Linked DNA regions of Homo sapiens: region 2 is linked to region 1. A link is an interaction called in ENCODE POLR2A ChIA-PET data of the cell type or tissue named here. Cell type or tissue: PC-9. All regions are shown on one strand. Each heading gives the region's core, and the rest is flanking DNA. Links, peaks and the distances in the headings are about the cores only.

What was found. ChIA-PET counts read pairs that join two places held together with the same protein. Peaks named below come from ENCODE experiments on the same cell type or tissue, not always from the same donor. Only the 100,000 strongest peaks of a DNase experiment are listed, where the experiment ranks them.
Region 2: POLR2A ChIA-PET joins it to region 1 with 5 read pairs; 1 of 35 experiments calls an interaction of 5 or more read pairs at or near these places.

What each region holds. Positions count from the first base shown.
Region 1 is chr2:240,423,201-240,430,550 of GRCh38, reverse strand. No RefSeq gene overlaps it. Among named protein-coding and RNA genes, the nearest start is that of GPC1, 8.8 kb to the left of the region's middle. RefSeq lists enhancers at 2,640-3,139, 3,140-3,641. In PC-9, for the core only: no CTCF peak of the experiment used is centred there; a DNase peak (open chromatin) is centred at 3,490; H3K4me3 peaks cover 482 bases; H3K27ac peaks cover 2,008 bases.
Region 2 is chr2:239,271,134-239,278,483 of GRCh38, reverse strand. The region is part of intron 2 of HDAC4 (histone deacetylase 4); the gene reads left to right. Among named protein-coding and RNA genes, the nearest start is that of MIR4269, 31 kb to the left of the region's middle. RefSeq lists a silencer at 2,559-2,767 and enhancers at 2,916-3,015, 4,664-5,441. In PC-9, for the core only: a CTCF peak has its summit at 2,698; DNase peaks (open chromatin) are centred at 3,123, 3,733 and 3,973; H3K4me3 peaks cover 1,936 bases; H3K27ac peaks cover 2,362 bases.

The DNA.
Region 1 (7,350 bases), core at 1,373-6,372:
GCTGGGGGTGGGGGGGGTTGGGGGCCTGCACACCTGGCTGCGGAGGACACAGGCCTGTACTGTGTCAGGGCCTAGAGCAGCCAGAGTGCTCACAGTGGCCTGCCCTGTGTGCCGCCGGCCTGCGCTGGGTGGGAGGGAATCCAGGGGCTCAGTGGAAGAGCCGTCTCCTAAGGGGGAGGCCTTGCCAGGGCCCACCGAGCAGGGTCTTGCAACCTTGGCAGGTGAGGCTGAGTCACAGGCGAGAGAGGCACCTGCATGGTGCAGCTGAGGGAGGACTGTAGCCTCCCTGGCCTGCTGGTCCTCTCTGGGAATCCTATTTTCCTGAGGAGGCGAAACTGCCGCATCCGAGTGTCTGTTTCTCTGTGCAATAGTAATGCCCCGCTAGGTGGCAGGGGACAGGTGTCCTGAGCGTTGGACGGCTGAAGGGCAAGGGAGCCCCTGAGGCCTGTGGGAGGGAAGGGGTGGTGCAAGGCCTCTTCTGGGGACAGGGACAGGCTGCCTGGTCCCTGGGGAGGGGGATGGGGGAAGGGTTGGTTTTATTTGCCCTGCAGCCACCGGCACAACCAGAGGTGAAGGCAGCTGCAGGGCCCTCCTGGACACAGTGGGAGTGTCCAGGGAGGGAAGGAGGAGGGGGGCTGGAACAAGACACAGCCGAGGACTTGGGAGGAGGAGAGGCTGAAGCCGTAGACAACGGCTGAGGACCAGGGAGGAGGAGAGGCCCTGACCACACCCTGCAACCATGGCCTGGCCCATGGGTCACACCTACAGCCAAGCTCAGCCACATCGGGTCAGCTCTGGCTGGCCCACCCGTGCTGGGGAGTGGGCAGGCACTAGTGGTGGCGAGGCCCCTCCCTAAAGGTGGCGTTGACCAGCCCACCTGGCCTTGGTCCCCTACCTTCAACGAAAGTCTGGCAAAGGCATCCTGAGAAGGTGACAGAGGGAAGCCCTGCCCTTCCAGAGGGCCTCAGGCCAAAGTGCTCCCCAGACCTGGGGCTGCGGCCCAGGGAGGGCGGCCAAGGGAGGCTTAGACACCTGGCCTCTGGGCCTCATTTTAGGGAGGCGAGGTGACTCTCAGGCAGGTGCAGGGCTTCCTGAGTAAGTGTCACATGAGCAGAGTGATTGCAGCCTGTGAGGGCAGGGTTGTCAGCCAGGTGAGGACAGTAGATTTGGGTCAGGGCCAGGCACAGCCACAGGACCTCTGCCCTATGGACATCCTGCTCCTTTTCTGGCCCCTGAGCCCCGTCACTCCCTCTGTCATTGCTGGTGCTGACCAGCTGAGCCACCCCCTTAGGTCACTCAGTCTTCTTCTCTCTTCATTTTCTCGGAGGAAAAATGGGCATGAAACAAGGATATTCCCTGAATAGCCACATAGTCTTAAAAAACAAAAACAGAGTTGGAGGACTCAGTTTCCCAGTTTCAAAACTTACTACAGTACAAAGCTACAGTAATCAAAACAGTTTGATATTGGCATGAAGGCGGACATGTGGACAAATGGAATAGAAGAGTTCAGACACAAACCCACACACCTGTGGTCAATTTTTTGGGACAAGGATGCCAAGATTATTCAATGAGACAAAGAGTAGTCTCTTCAACAAGTGGTACAGGGACAAATGAAGCTAGACCCTACCTCACACCATACACAACAGGGAACCCAAAATGGACCAAAACCCCCAGTGAGCAAAAACTCTTAGAAGAAAATATTGGGGAAATCTCATGACATTGGATTTGGCAAGAGATTCTTGGATATGAAACAAAAAACACAGGCAATAAAAGAAAAAAACAGAAGAATTGGACTTTATGAAAATTTGATAGTACCCTTTGTGTTTCAAAGGGTACTATCAAAACAGTGAAAAGACAAACCACAGAATGGTAGGATTTTTTTGCACATCATATATCTCATGAATGTCTAGTTTCCAGAAGAAAAAAAAAAAACTCTTCAACACAACAGCAAAAAGTCAGTTTTAAAAATAGCAAAGAATTTGAATAGACACCTTCCCAAAGATGATATGCAAATGACTAATAATCTCATGAAAAGATGCTCAGTATCACTAGTCATCAGGGACATGTAAATCAGAGCAACAGGATGTCACACACCACACTCGAGATAGCTAGCACCAAAAATCGGAAAATAAGTGTCGGCGACGATGTGGGAAAATGACAAACCTTGTATATTGCTGGTGGAAACATGAAATGGCTTAGCCACTGTAAAAACAGTTTGGTGGTTCCTCAGAAAGTAAAACAGAATTAACATACAGCTAGGGGTATGGACAAAATAATTGAAAACAAGTATTCAAACAAAAATTTTTGCATGGATGTTCACAGCAGCACCATTCACAGTAGTCAAAATATGGAAACATCCCAAATATCCACCCAATGAGCAGACAAAACTGACCTATCCATGCAAGGGAATGTTCTCCAGCCATAAAAAGGAATCAGGCACCGATTCCTGCTGCAGTGTGCAGGGGCCTTGGAAAGATCACGGTAAGTAAAAAAAGCTGGACATCAAAGGTCACAGGCTATGTGACTCCATTTCTGTGAAATAACCAGCATTTCACATTCCCCTGAACCCACAGCAGCAGACAGCAGGTGCGTGGTTGTGGGGGCTGGAGGCACGGAGAGATGGGGAGAGCCTGCTTAGTGGTTTCCTTGTGGGGAGATGAGATGTTTCGGAACTAGACAGAGGTGAGGCTGCACAGCACTGTGAGCAGATGAAGTGCTGCGGAATTGGACACTTTAAAGTGGTTAATTTTATGTTACATGAATTTTACCTCAGTAGAAACCAAAGCCAAGCAGAATTGCCATGAGGGATGAGGTGTGGAGCTGATTATCCACGTGGAGCCCGAGAGCAGGCCTGACATGGAGGGAGCCTCTCCCAGCGTCCGACGATCTCGTCCTTCCCAAGTGGGCATAGTTCAGGCTGCTGGAGGTGCAGAGAAAGAGGCAAGGCGCCGTCCCCCAGTGAGCGACCCTGTCTTAACCTCAGCATCATGAGGCTGGAGTGGCCAGGTGGCTGGGAGCTGCATTTCTCAATCCAGCCACCTGGCCACCTCCCACTGCCACCACACATCACATGTGCCTGCAACAGAACCATGGCAGCCCACCCATGAGGACCCACCCAGTGCAGGGAGGCGAGTGCAGTGAGTACCTGTACCCACTTCGCCTCTGAAGCAGGTGCTGCAGGTGTCCACCCAGGCTCCTCCTCGCTCCCTTCTCCACACTCAAGGTCGCCAGTGACCGCTGCCTGCTGGGTTTCCCTGGGTCCCCTGGCAGAGTAACCTGGAAGTGGCAGAAAGAAAATGACTTAGACGTATCCCTTAGCTGGTGGACAGGCACCAGTTCCTGCTACACAGCTGGAAACCCAGGCATGTGTGTGCTGTTACAAAACAAACTTTCAACACATTTAGTTAAGATCTGATATGGTTTGAAAGTTTCTTCTCTCTAAATCTCCTGTTGAAATGTGATCCCCAGTGGTGGAGGTGAGGCCCTGTGGGAGGTGTTTGGTCACAGGGGTGGGACCCTAGTGAATGGCTTGACGTCATCCCCTTGGCGATGAGTGAGCTGTCGCTGAGTTAGTTCACACGAGAAAGCTGGTTGTTTAAGAGAGCCTAGGGCCTCTCCCTTCTCTCTCTTCCTCCTGCTCTTGCCGTTGACGCACCTGCTCCCCCTTTGCCTTCCACCATGAGTGGAAGCTTCCTGAGCCCTCACCAGAAGCAGATGATGGTATTGTGCTTCCTCTACAGCCTGAGCTGATTAAACCTCTTTTCTTTATAAACGACCCAGCCTCAGGTGTTTCTTCATAGCAATGGAAGAGCCGACTCGCGCAAGATCTAATTGGCTATCCCTGGTGACTCACGAATCAGGCAGCATCGCATTTGGAGAGTTAGGAAGGGTGTTCCCATAAGCTGAGTGGAAGAGGTGGGCTTTACAGGCAGAAAAGGCTGAAGAAACAGAAATAAGAGGACAGCAAGTGATTGGGCATTGTGGGGTCACTTTCCTTGTCAGACTAACACGGAGGGACTTCCTGAGTCTCCTGACTCAGGTAGACTGATTGGCTGCGGTGAATCTCTTCATTTTGGGAAAAGGGGCCCTTTCTAAGTTCAGTTTGATGATGTGACATGAAGCATGAGTGACTCCATTCTGGTTTGGTCTGGGTGTTGGGTTTGGGGCAGGAGCTTCTCTGAACCAGTGGCCACGGTCGTTTTTATTTGACCATTGCTCTACGCTGTCTCCTGAGGTTTCTTGTGGCTGAGCCAGGTCACAGTGAGCTGCACCGATCACCCATCCTGCTACTTCCCTCCTCATCTCTTCCTCACGCCCCTGCTGCTGTTTCCTGGGACCATCCAGTAAACGAACCTTGTCTCAGCATCTGCTTCTTGGGGGAACGCAGTTGAAGACTGTCTCAGATGTGCACAGTCTCCCTGAGAGGTGGGTCTGTTTGCATCCAGCTTATAGAAAAGCACCTGGCTCAGGGAGGTTAAGTATTAACAATTCACACAAGTTCACAACAGCTTGTGATCGTCCCTGCCCTGTCACCTCCCTGTTTATCACTACGTTCTCCAGCGACATCCTCCCCTCCCATCATCTCATGCCTTGGAAAAGGTGGGCAGACCCTGAAGACAGAGCCCTTACCTGGAAGGGGAGGCGCCAGGTCTCCAGCAGGCAAGCCCTGGCTCCCTCCCACCCAGCAGGAACACTGGGCTGACTCTGGACAGGTGGAACTGCCACAGTTTACAGAGGTCTGAGTGAACTGGAAGCATCTTCAATCCTTGTGCATGAATTGGTTTCCAAGGTGTTGCCCGTGATATTTTAACCATTTTTGTTGTTGTTGTTTAGAGACAAGAACTTGCTCTGTTGCCCAGGCTGGAGTGCAGTGGCACGATCATAGCTCACTGCATCCTTGAATTCCAGTGCTCAAGCAATCCTCCTGCCTCAGCCTCCTGAATAGCTGGAATTACAGGTGCACACCACCGCATCTGGCTAATTTTTTTTTTTTTTTTTTTTTTTTTTTTTGTAGAGACAGGGTCTCGTTATTTGCCCAGGCTGCTCTTGAACTCCTAGCCTCCAGTAATTCTCCTGCCTTGGTCTCTCAAAGTGCTGGGATCACAGGTGTGAGTCACCACGCTGTGTGGTATACCGCAGATCAGTGTGCAAGCCTGACGGTAGGGCTTGATGAATTTGCATCTCTTAAAGTGCACCCAGATTGAGAAACAGAGCATGCCCTGCCCCAGGGACCCCTCACGTCCTCTCCACATTGTCCTGCACCCTGAAGTCCCCCTGCCCAAAGCTCCCCTGCCACAGGACAGGTGCCCTGCCTTCGACCCTGACCCATGGACTGGGCCGCCGGGCCTGGCACTCTCCCTGGCGCTGACCTCGGTCTCTCGATCCTGAGCACCACCTGCGTTGCTGCCCACTTCTCGTCCTCAGGTGGCCTTCCGTTGTGAGCGCCTGTGGTCTCCATGCCCAGGCCACCGTGGCTGGACAATCGTGTGGTTTCAAGAGCGCTGCTGTAGCTGTGTTTGTCTCTGCCACCAGGGGCACATGGGTGCGTGTTTTTGCGGGGTCAGAGGTGCTGGGCACCAGGCTAGGCAGAGTCCGCTAAGCCGCTTCACAGAGTGACTGCTGGCTGGGCTTCCCGCCTGGTGTCCTCACCAGCACCAGCTGCCCTAAGAAATCATCTCTTCATGGATGAGCTGGCTTCCTCTCCCTGGAAGGTAACTGCATCACCAGGGCAAGGGCAGCTGTTGGTTCTGCTGTATCCGAAGCACCAGAATGTGCCTGGTGGGGCAGTGCCCGCTGAGACTCGGGTCTTCACGGCTGGGTGGTGAGTGGTTGTTGTAGGAGTGACCAATGCTTGTTGAATGAATGAATGACCACGTGAGGTGGCATTGCCATTAACCCTCAAGCTAAGAAGGAGCAGGGGTGTTTGGAAAAGTGTGAATCTGGCGGAGCCGGGCACTGCACTTGTGTGGCCCCAAGGGCCTGGACATTTCCCCCATGCCCCTGGTCCAGACCAACAGGCCTGCCCTCCGAGATTCTGTCCCCAACGTGAAGACTCCTGTATTCACTGAGAGCCTCAGGACTGTGTTTAGAATGTTGCTCAACACAATCGTGGAGAAAGTGCAAGCTTTCTGTCTTCCTCTGCAGCGTCAGTCACCAGCCAGCCTCCTGCTTTCTGCCCCCACAGTGCCTCAGGAAGACCCAGCCCTCAGCCCCAGCCCTAGCCCCACCTCAGTCTCCCTCCATGCCTGCAGGTTTTCTGGAAGGAGATTTTCTTGCTACGTGACCATTTCTAAAGCTCATCCATTTCTAAAGCTCGTTCTGAAGCTGTCCAGAATTAGGCATTGCACTTTAATTGCCATTGTGGGAAAAGGCATTTCAAAATCACACACAGAGACCTCGCCTGCTGGCCAGCCCTCCTGCCCTCCTAGTGGTTGGAAATGCCAGAGCCACACACAGTCGTGGTGTTGGGCGGAAATTGACTCTGGCGCGTGGCACCCGGAGTGGCATTGGGTACAGGGTAGTGGGAGGGCTGGTAACCCGGGGATTTCCACTCAATGAGCTTGGGCTGAACGCGAGAGGCCCGAGGGCCGTACGCCTGGTGCATCCATCAGGAAGGTTAGTGGCAGAGACACCGGTGCCAGGGACTATCACTGGTCGGAGGCCATATGCCTGGTGCACCCATCAGGAGGGTTAGTGGCAGAGATGCCGGCACCAGGGACTGTCACTGGTCGGAATACTCCTGGCGCACTCATCAGGAGGGTTAGCAGCAGAGACGCAGGTGCCAGGGACTGTCGCTGGTTGGAGGCAGGGCTAGATCAGCTGAAGACCGTGTTGTCCCACAGGATCCAGTTTTTGGGACCAACAACCAGAACTGGAAGCTTTTGAAAAGCTTGAAAAATCTCTAGTAGTGGTTAAAATAGAACACATCACATTCTGAAATATATGAAAAAGAAAAAAGAGGGTTCCCATTCACACCCTCACCCAGAGTGATCAGGGTGAGCCACTGTGGGCGCATCTTTCTAGAACTTTCTCTGGTTCGTAAATGGCCCTGTTCAAGCATCTGATGCCCATTGTGTGCGGCATTGTTTTTCTAACTGAACCCTGAGCGAGCCTTGGTGGCCTCTCCACATCAGGGCCTAAAGCTCCGCCCACACCTCTGTTCCAACCCATTGTCACTATTCCAGAAAAGGGCTGCAGCCTCTGTTTTACCATGCCTCAGCTCAAGAGTGTTTTTATTTCAAACAAAGTGATATTAAAATGGCAGCGGTGGCTTCTATAGAACAGATGATGAGAAACACATCTGCTGAGTTACAGGGTGCACATTTCAGTATTTTAAAGAGGTGGCCTAAT
Region 2 (7,350 bases), core at 1,168-6,167, 1.2 Mb after region 1:
AGCTGGTCTCGAACTCCTGGGCTCAAGCAATCTGCCTGCCTCAGCCTCCCAGAATGCTGAGATTATAGGCGTGAGCCCTTGTCCTGGCCCAAAATATGTTTTTACATTTTAAAAATTATCCTTTTCTTTACCAATTAGATTGTCAATTTTTTTTTTAAACAAATGCTTTCTGTGGCCTTGTAGAAAATACTGGTTGGTGGGCACCTCTTCTTGGAAGACTGCCACTGGAGGGTCCTCAGGGTGAAGTCACCCCCACTTGGCTTGATGCTTTGTTACCAGTCTGTTTTTTTTTTTTTCTTTTTTTCTCTAATGGTGGGATAATTTGAAAACTCAACCCTTTCCAGCCAATGGTGAGCACCTGTTCATTTCTCAAGACACCCTGAGCCTCCAGGTGGCCTCCACCAGCGGGGAGCCGAGTGTGCGGCTGGAGTGTGTAGCTGGAGCGTGTGGCTGGAGTGTGTTGCTAGGGTGTGTGGCTGGGGTGTGTGGCTGGGGTGTGTGGCTGGCCTGCTCAGGAGAGACGGGGAGCCGAGTGTGTGGCTGGCGTGTGTGGCTGGAGTGTGTGGCTGGGGTGTGTGACTGGGGCGTATGACTGGGGCCTGCTGAGCGGAGAGTATTCTCAGTTATTTGTTTCCGGCAGATCTGAGAACCTGAGTAGTAGGAACTGCTTCAGGCCTGGGTCCCGGCCCGGGTGGAGTTGCTGTGGAACGCAGGTGTTTTCTGTGTGAGTTTGCTAAGCGCTGTTGGGCGTTCTGGAAGTGTCTTTCCAAAGCAGACATTATCAAGCCAGGGTCCTTGTGGCTACACCAGGCTGGGCGGCTGTGTGGCCCTTTTAGGCAGCTAGAACTGGCCTCACTGGTTCCGGGGATGCGTGCGGTGAGAGTGGGCACATGTCCGGTGAGCTTGTGGAAGTGCCCTGAGACCCTGGTTCCTGCTCCGGAGTACAGAACGTGTGATGATCAGCGATGGGCCACCATGGCGTGACTGGCACCAACAGCGCAGAGACCATAAACATGTTCCTTCCTGCTGACCGGCCCGTACTCCCAGGGTGGTGGCCCAGGGCCTGTCCACCTGGGTCTGCACTTCTGGGCTTCCCTGTCGTTTCCCCAGCTTCCCTTCTGGTAATGAGCTTGGTGCTCCTCCTCTCCCCACCTCTCACCCTTGTGCCTTTGGAAAGGCCTTACTGGACAGACCGGGAACAAGAGGGCATCTGCTATTTCTGGGGAGCTTCAGAAGCTGAGCTCACCGGGCTCGGCTCTGGGAGCATGGTTGTCCTCCAAATACATGTTTTCTTCTTTTACTGATCCTTCTGCTAACCTCGGGACCCCACTATACCAGGTGCTGGGTACACCAAGGTGAGCAGGACCCCGTCCCTGCTTTCAAGAATGGTTAAGAGAATTGCAAAATATTAGTGCCGTGCAGAGTCCCAGGTGCCACCAGCAGGGGCAAATGCAGGCCCAGGAGGGCGCGGCAGTGGAAAGGGGCTGCACAGAGCAGGGGAGGCTCCACAGCTGACTCTCGAATGGTGTTCCCCAAGGGCTAGAGGGGTGTGTGTTAGGGGGTCAGGGTTGGGGGATTTTGTGGCACGGTGACAGACAGTGTTGCAAGAAGAATGAACTCATACACAGACCTGATCACTTGGTGGTGGCTTCACCCTGGAGCCTGTTGTCATTCCCCCTGGCCTCCCTCTGCCGTCTTGCCTCGCCTGGCTCTGCTGCTCTGCTGGCCTCTGCAGCCGGCCTTTGTCTGGGCAGCGAGCAGTGTCCAGGCAGCAGACAGCGGGTAGTGTCCAGGCAGCAGGCAGTGTTCCGGCAGCAGGCAGTGTCCAGGCAGCGGGCAGTGTCCAGGCAGCAGGCAATGTCCAGGAAGTGGCCTGTGTCTGGAGAGCAGATGGTGTCTGCGGTGTATCGGTGTCTCATCTCCAGCTAGAGGGACTTAGGTCCCCATGACTGGTGAAGCCGTTTCAGGAACAGCACTGATGACCAATGGAGCAATCTCTGGCCTAGTTGGGAGGTCCGTCAGGGCTGCTTTGAAGGTGGCACAGGCCATACATGCAGAACCCGGGTGCCTGTCCCACTCCTGCCCCCGTCCTGTGGCCTGGGGTCCAGACACAGGGAGCTGGAGGCAGAGGGGCTGCTGAGTCAGTTAGACAGGCCTCTCTGTTGGCGGGACCACGACTTGACGCCTTCTCCCCTCAACACTTCCAAGGCATACTTGCCAAGGGTCCGCACCCGCTCTCTGGTTCGGGGCCTCTCCCTGCCTCTGTAAGACTGGTGCAGCTGCTCTAACTTGTCTGCCATCTTCAGGTTCTCTGCGTTGCCACCAGAGTGAACTTGCTGGCGTGGGGGTCGGTGTCTGCCGTGAGTCAGGTCCCTGCGCAGTCCTCCCTGGCAGTGGAGGAACACTGGTTCTTTGCCTGGCCCCAGGGCAGTCCCAGCCCCAGAGGTCCCTGGCCTGCGCTGGCTCAGAGCATGCTGGCCATCTGCTTGGGCGGAGCCTGTCCACCACCGCCTGGTGCCTTCCCGCCCATCCTTTTAAGGCCTCTCCTCCTCTGGGAAGCTTTCCCAAATGAGGCAGGCGACAGAGGAGCTTCATCTTCTCCGCCCCATACCTTCAGGGTGGCACGTGGCACCATGAGGAGCTATCTGGGGCTCCCCTGGGTGTCTTCCCCTCCCTGTGAGCTCCTGGAAGGCAGGGGTCCTGGCGTTCTATCTTGCCTTCTTGCATCATGGGTGTGCCTGGCAGCCTGAGGGGTGGGGAGTGGGACCAGGCACTGCAGAGGCCCCCAGCCTCACTCTGAGGCTGGACCTGGAGTCGCAGGGTGGCAGTACCGAACCCAGGTGTGCCACCCGCACACACACAGACCGTGCAGGCAGGGGCGGTGGCTGCTGTTCTTCCATGTGTGTCCCCCTCGTGGCGGCCCTGCATTGCTGCCTGTTGGTGGGGTTAGGGTCTGCTGTCACTCCGTGGGCCATGACATCGCCACTGCCATCACATTTGCAGAGCTCCGTGTGCATACATGATAGCGTCCCGACCAACAGCGCCTCCGGTACACAAAGCCGTTTCTTGGTGAATCAGCAAGTCTGGGCTCCTGCCGTTTCTGGGTGAGCCCTGTGCTTGGACAGTTATGAATCATTTGCTTGCCTCTTGATTTGCGTCAATCAAACCACATGTGAAGAAAGCGGCAGTGAGCAGCGCTTTGCCGGCAGCCTGGCTCCAGCGTGGGGCGGCTTGCCAGGGACAGCCTCAGGAGGCCAGCCTGCGCGGCCTGGTGGTCTGGGCTGAGGGCCTGGGGTGGCTTCGGCCCACGGGGCTTCCGGCCGGCCCCCACCCTTTCTTCCCCCGATCCCCGTCAGCCACGGGAGATGGGTGAGATGGTAATGATAGCGTAGCGTGTGCTGGCTTCCTACGTGTAATCCTGTGGCCAGGGGCACATATTCGCAGCTCTGGGAATGTTTATGGTTGGAAGCCCCTCCGCTGATCTGTTCTTCCCTCTCACACAAAATCACTCCAGGACAGGGCTCTTTGCAAAGATTACTTGTAAGAAAGCCTTAATTAAAAAGAGATGTCACCATGCCCCTCCCCTCCTTCAAACCAAGAGGAGCAGCAGAAGGGGGAGTGGCCCAGGGTCAGAAGGACAGCTGGGAGGAGCGTGGGGGCCAGGCCAGGCCTAGGGAAGGGCCATCCACCTGGGACTTCTGAGCCTTTTCTTTTCTGGAGCAGCTTTGGGGATGAGGCTTGCCCTCCGTTGAGTCACGGTGACAGCTCTGCACTGTGCTGGGCTGAGAGAGCCCCGCCGTGGAGGGCCATCTGGGAAAGTAGGGTTCCCAGGGCCCCCCAGCTTCACTGGCTTGCTTTGCTTTGGTTATTTTCGAGGTAGGCAAATGAGGTTCTCGTTTTTACCGTGAAGGTTACTTGTATTGTTGTTGAATTAGCTGTTGAATGGTAGCTGTTGTCCTAGTTTCCTAGTTAGTCATGGCTGTGGCTCGTGGCTTAGAGACCAGCGGCGCCCTGGCTCATTCCCATCTCTTGCGGGGGCCCATACATGATTCGTCCTTAAAACTGGGAGGGGACGCCGGGGTGCACTGGGCTTGTCCTGTCGTTTGGTAATGATCACAAGTGTGTTTATATGTGACTCTTCCAGGGAATCGTGGAAACTTAGTGGCCATGAGGTCCCCTGGCTCTGAAATTTCTCTCTGAATGAGCTGGGAGGGTGTAACCTTCCACAATTGTGAGCCCAGGTTTATGTTTGCAACAAATAATAAACAGCAAAACAGAACAGAGTGATACCCCCGTCCAAATCTAGCACCTTCACTGGCTATCTTTCATTTTTTATTACGGAAAATTTCAAACATTTACGAAAGTGAAAAGACAATAAGGAGCGGACTAGGCTGCTGTCCCCATCTTCAGCGATGGCTGAGCAGGGCCAGGCCTGCCTCACTGTATTGTTCCAAAGCAGTTCTACCGTCATGCAGGTGTCTTCCGAACATGCGACCCTAATACCATTGTCACAGCTTTAACACATCAACACGTGAATCCATCAAATAATCAGTCATTTAAAATCCCCATTGTCTCAAAAAGTTTTCAGTCTCTTTTCTTTTTGTATGTGGCTGTTGTTCAAATAAGTGTTAAGTAAGGTTCGTGGGTTCTAATGGGCCACTGTCACTTGTGATGGACACAGCCGTTTCCTCCCTCTTGCTCTCCAGTCTATTTGTTGGGGAGCTTGGCTTGTCCTGTTGTGTGGCCACGGCAGAGCTCTCACTGCCTGTGTCCATGTGGCGTGTTGAGCAAGTTCCTCCTCCCTCTCTTTCTGGTGACCTGGCGGTTGCAGCTGGAGCCTGCGCCGGACCGGGGCTAGTTGGCAAGACTGTGGCATGGGGGCGTGGGCGTTCTGCTGGGTGATGAGCGGGTCCTGAAGGTGGCTGTCTAGCTTCATTCCTTCCTTCCTGGGGGCTGCAGAGTGATAATCCAAGACACTCACTCCTGAATCAGGTAAAAGACTTCTGCAGAGAGGAAGTGCCCTCATCAGCTCTTCGGCTCACACAGGAAAGGCTTTCTTTATTTACCATCTTTCAGAGGAATGAGCTCGTTGCTTTACATCATCTGAAGGTCACTGGTGAGTTTTGTCGTTTGTTTTTGTGTGTAATTGTGAGCTTGTGGGTTTAAGTGTGCTCCATGCCTTTTAGGCCTTTGCTGCTGTTACTCTCATTGATGTTCACCTTGTCCTCCTTGATCCACGAGGCCCTGTGGAGTTGGCCCTTGAGTCTTTTGGACATAACCCTTGCAGTCTTTGATTGCTTCCTTGCTCTGCTGTGACAAGACACCTTGTCACCTTGTATAATTCCTGTCCCCGGAATTTATCTGATAATCCCTCATCTCAGTATCCTTAATCACATGTGTAAAGTCCGTTTGAGCATCTAAGGTGGTGTATTTCTAGGTTCCGGGAATGAGGATGTAGACCCTGTGTGGGGTATCATTTATCCTTCCTGTGCTCAGCCCTCAGACCTGCAGGTCTGGTCTCTGACTCTGCCGCTCATCGTGGGCAACTCTCTGGCCAGGTCGCTAGGGAGGGAAGAAGCCGTTGCAGGAATATAGGGACAGCTTGGGACGAGAGGGCCAGGGTAGATGCCTGTCTAAGGGTCTAGGGAGGTACAGAGGTGAGCCCCTCTGCTGCTCTTGTCCCCTACAGTTGCCTGCCCTGCTCTGCCAGAGTCAGAGGGCATCGCCTGGGGCACCCACAGCAGCAGCGCAGGGGTGCATTGGGGGTGAGTGCAGATGGTTGGCTGCGAGAGGTTCCGATGCTGGGTTTGACAGTCAGGGTGGTCTTGTATCTTTTTGATCCTGGCCATCCTTGTGGATAGAAAGTGACATCTTATTGTGATTTTGATTTACATTTTCCTGAGGTTAACAACTAGTGATGACAGTCATCTTTTCACATGCTCATGGGCCATTGTGCATCTTTGGAGAAATGTCTGTTTAAATCCTTTGCTCATTTTAAAATTAGATTATTTGCCTTTTTATTGTTTGAGTTGTCTGGCCCTTTATATTCTAGATACAGCTCCTTGATCAGATATATGGTTTGCAAATATTCTTTTCCATTCTGTAGGTTGCCTTTCTGGATGGTGTCTTTTGAAGCTCAGAAGATTTTTATTTTGCTGGTATCCTGTTTGGCTATTTTTTTCTTTTGCTGCCTGTGTTTTGGTGTCCTATCAGAGACATTTATTGAACTCGGATTGGATTGGAACGATGATGTGGGCCCCCTCTTGGGGCTCCTGGCTTTTGGCTTCTGTTGAATGTAAATGCTAAAAGGCTTCTCTGGGCTGTTAGGAGAGAGGCAGATTTTATTGCCCAGCCAGCTTCTGCAGTGTCTAATGGCTAGATTCGCTTTTCCCACAGTTGTTTTTAATTGAATGTCCGTGGGAAAGTGGCCAAGTAAATGGAAGGTTTCACAGAGAGAGCTGGGTTTCTTTGTTGATTTTTTTTGAAACTGTGCTTTTTTGTCATTACTGTGCAGAGTTTGTTGGAATCTGGCGCCAGGTTGTGATGTCTGCTGAGACTTGTATTGGTCTTGTTGAGTATGGCAGCATTGTAGTGGCTTTTCCCCCACTCGAAACACAAGTTCCAGGAAATTTCGAAGCTCTGTGTAACTTCCAGGTGGACATCTTCCCTGTTGAGAGGTTAATTATGGGACGTGGAGCCATCAGGGACTCTGAATGTGGGACACACATCCTGAGGAGAGAGGCCACGTCTTGGAAGGATGAAGGGCAACCTGTCTTCGGGGTCCAGAACTGGACTCTCACTCAGCAGCTGTGCCGGCCTCAGCCACCCAGGCTTTGTGTCTGTAACATGGGGATGACGACAGTGTCTACCCGATAATCCGGAGATCCACATCGGGGGATGGAGAGCTCTAGGGAGGATGCCGGCAGAATCGGCTCTCATAGTCCTAAACACAATCACCAAGATGAACTGTTGCTTTCATGTGAATTGAGTATTCCTCATTATTCCAAACACAACAGCACTGAAAACTTAGAATGTGTAAACAAAAAACACACTAAGCCGACCGAGCACAGTGGCTCACACCTGTAATCCCAACACTTTGGGAGACCAAGGTGAATGGATTGCTTGAGCTCAGAAGTTCAAGACCAGTCTGGGCAACATGGCAAAACCCCTTCTCAAACCCCTACTCTACTAAAAGTATAAAAATTAGCCAGGCATGGTGGCATGCACCTATGATTCCAGCTACTCAGGAGTGTGAGATGGGAGGATCACCTGAGCCCAGGAAGTCGAGGCTGCAGTGAGCCGTGATCACACCACTGCATTCCAGCCTGGGCAACCGGAGCAAGACCCTGT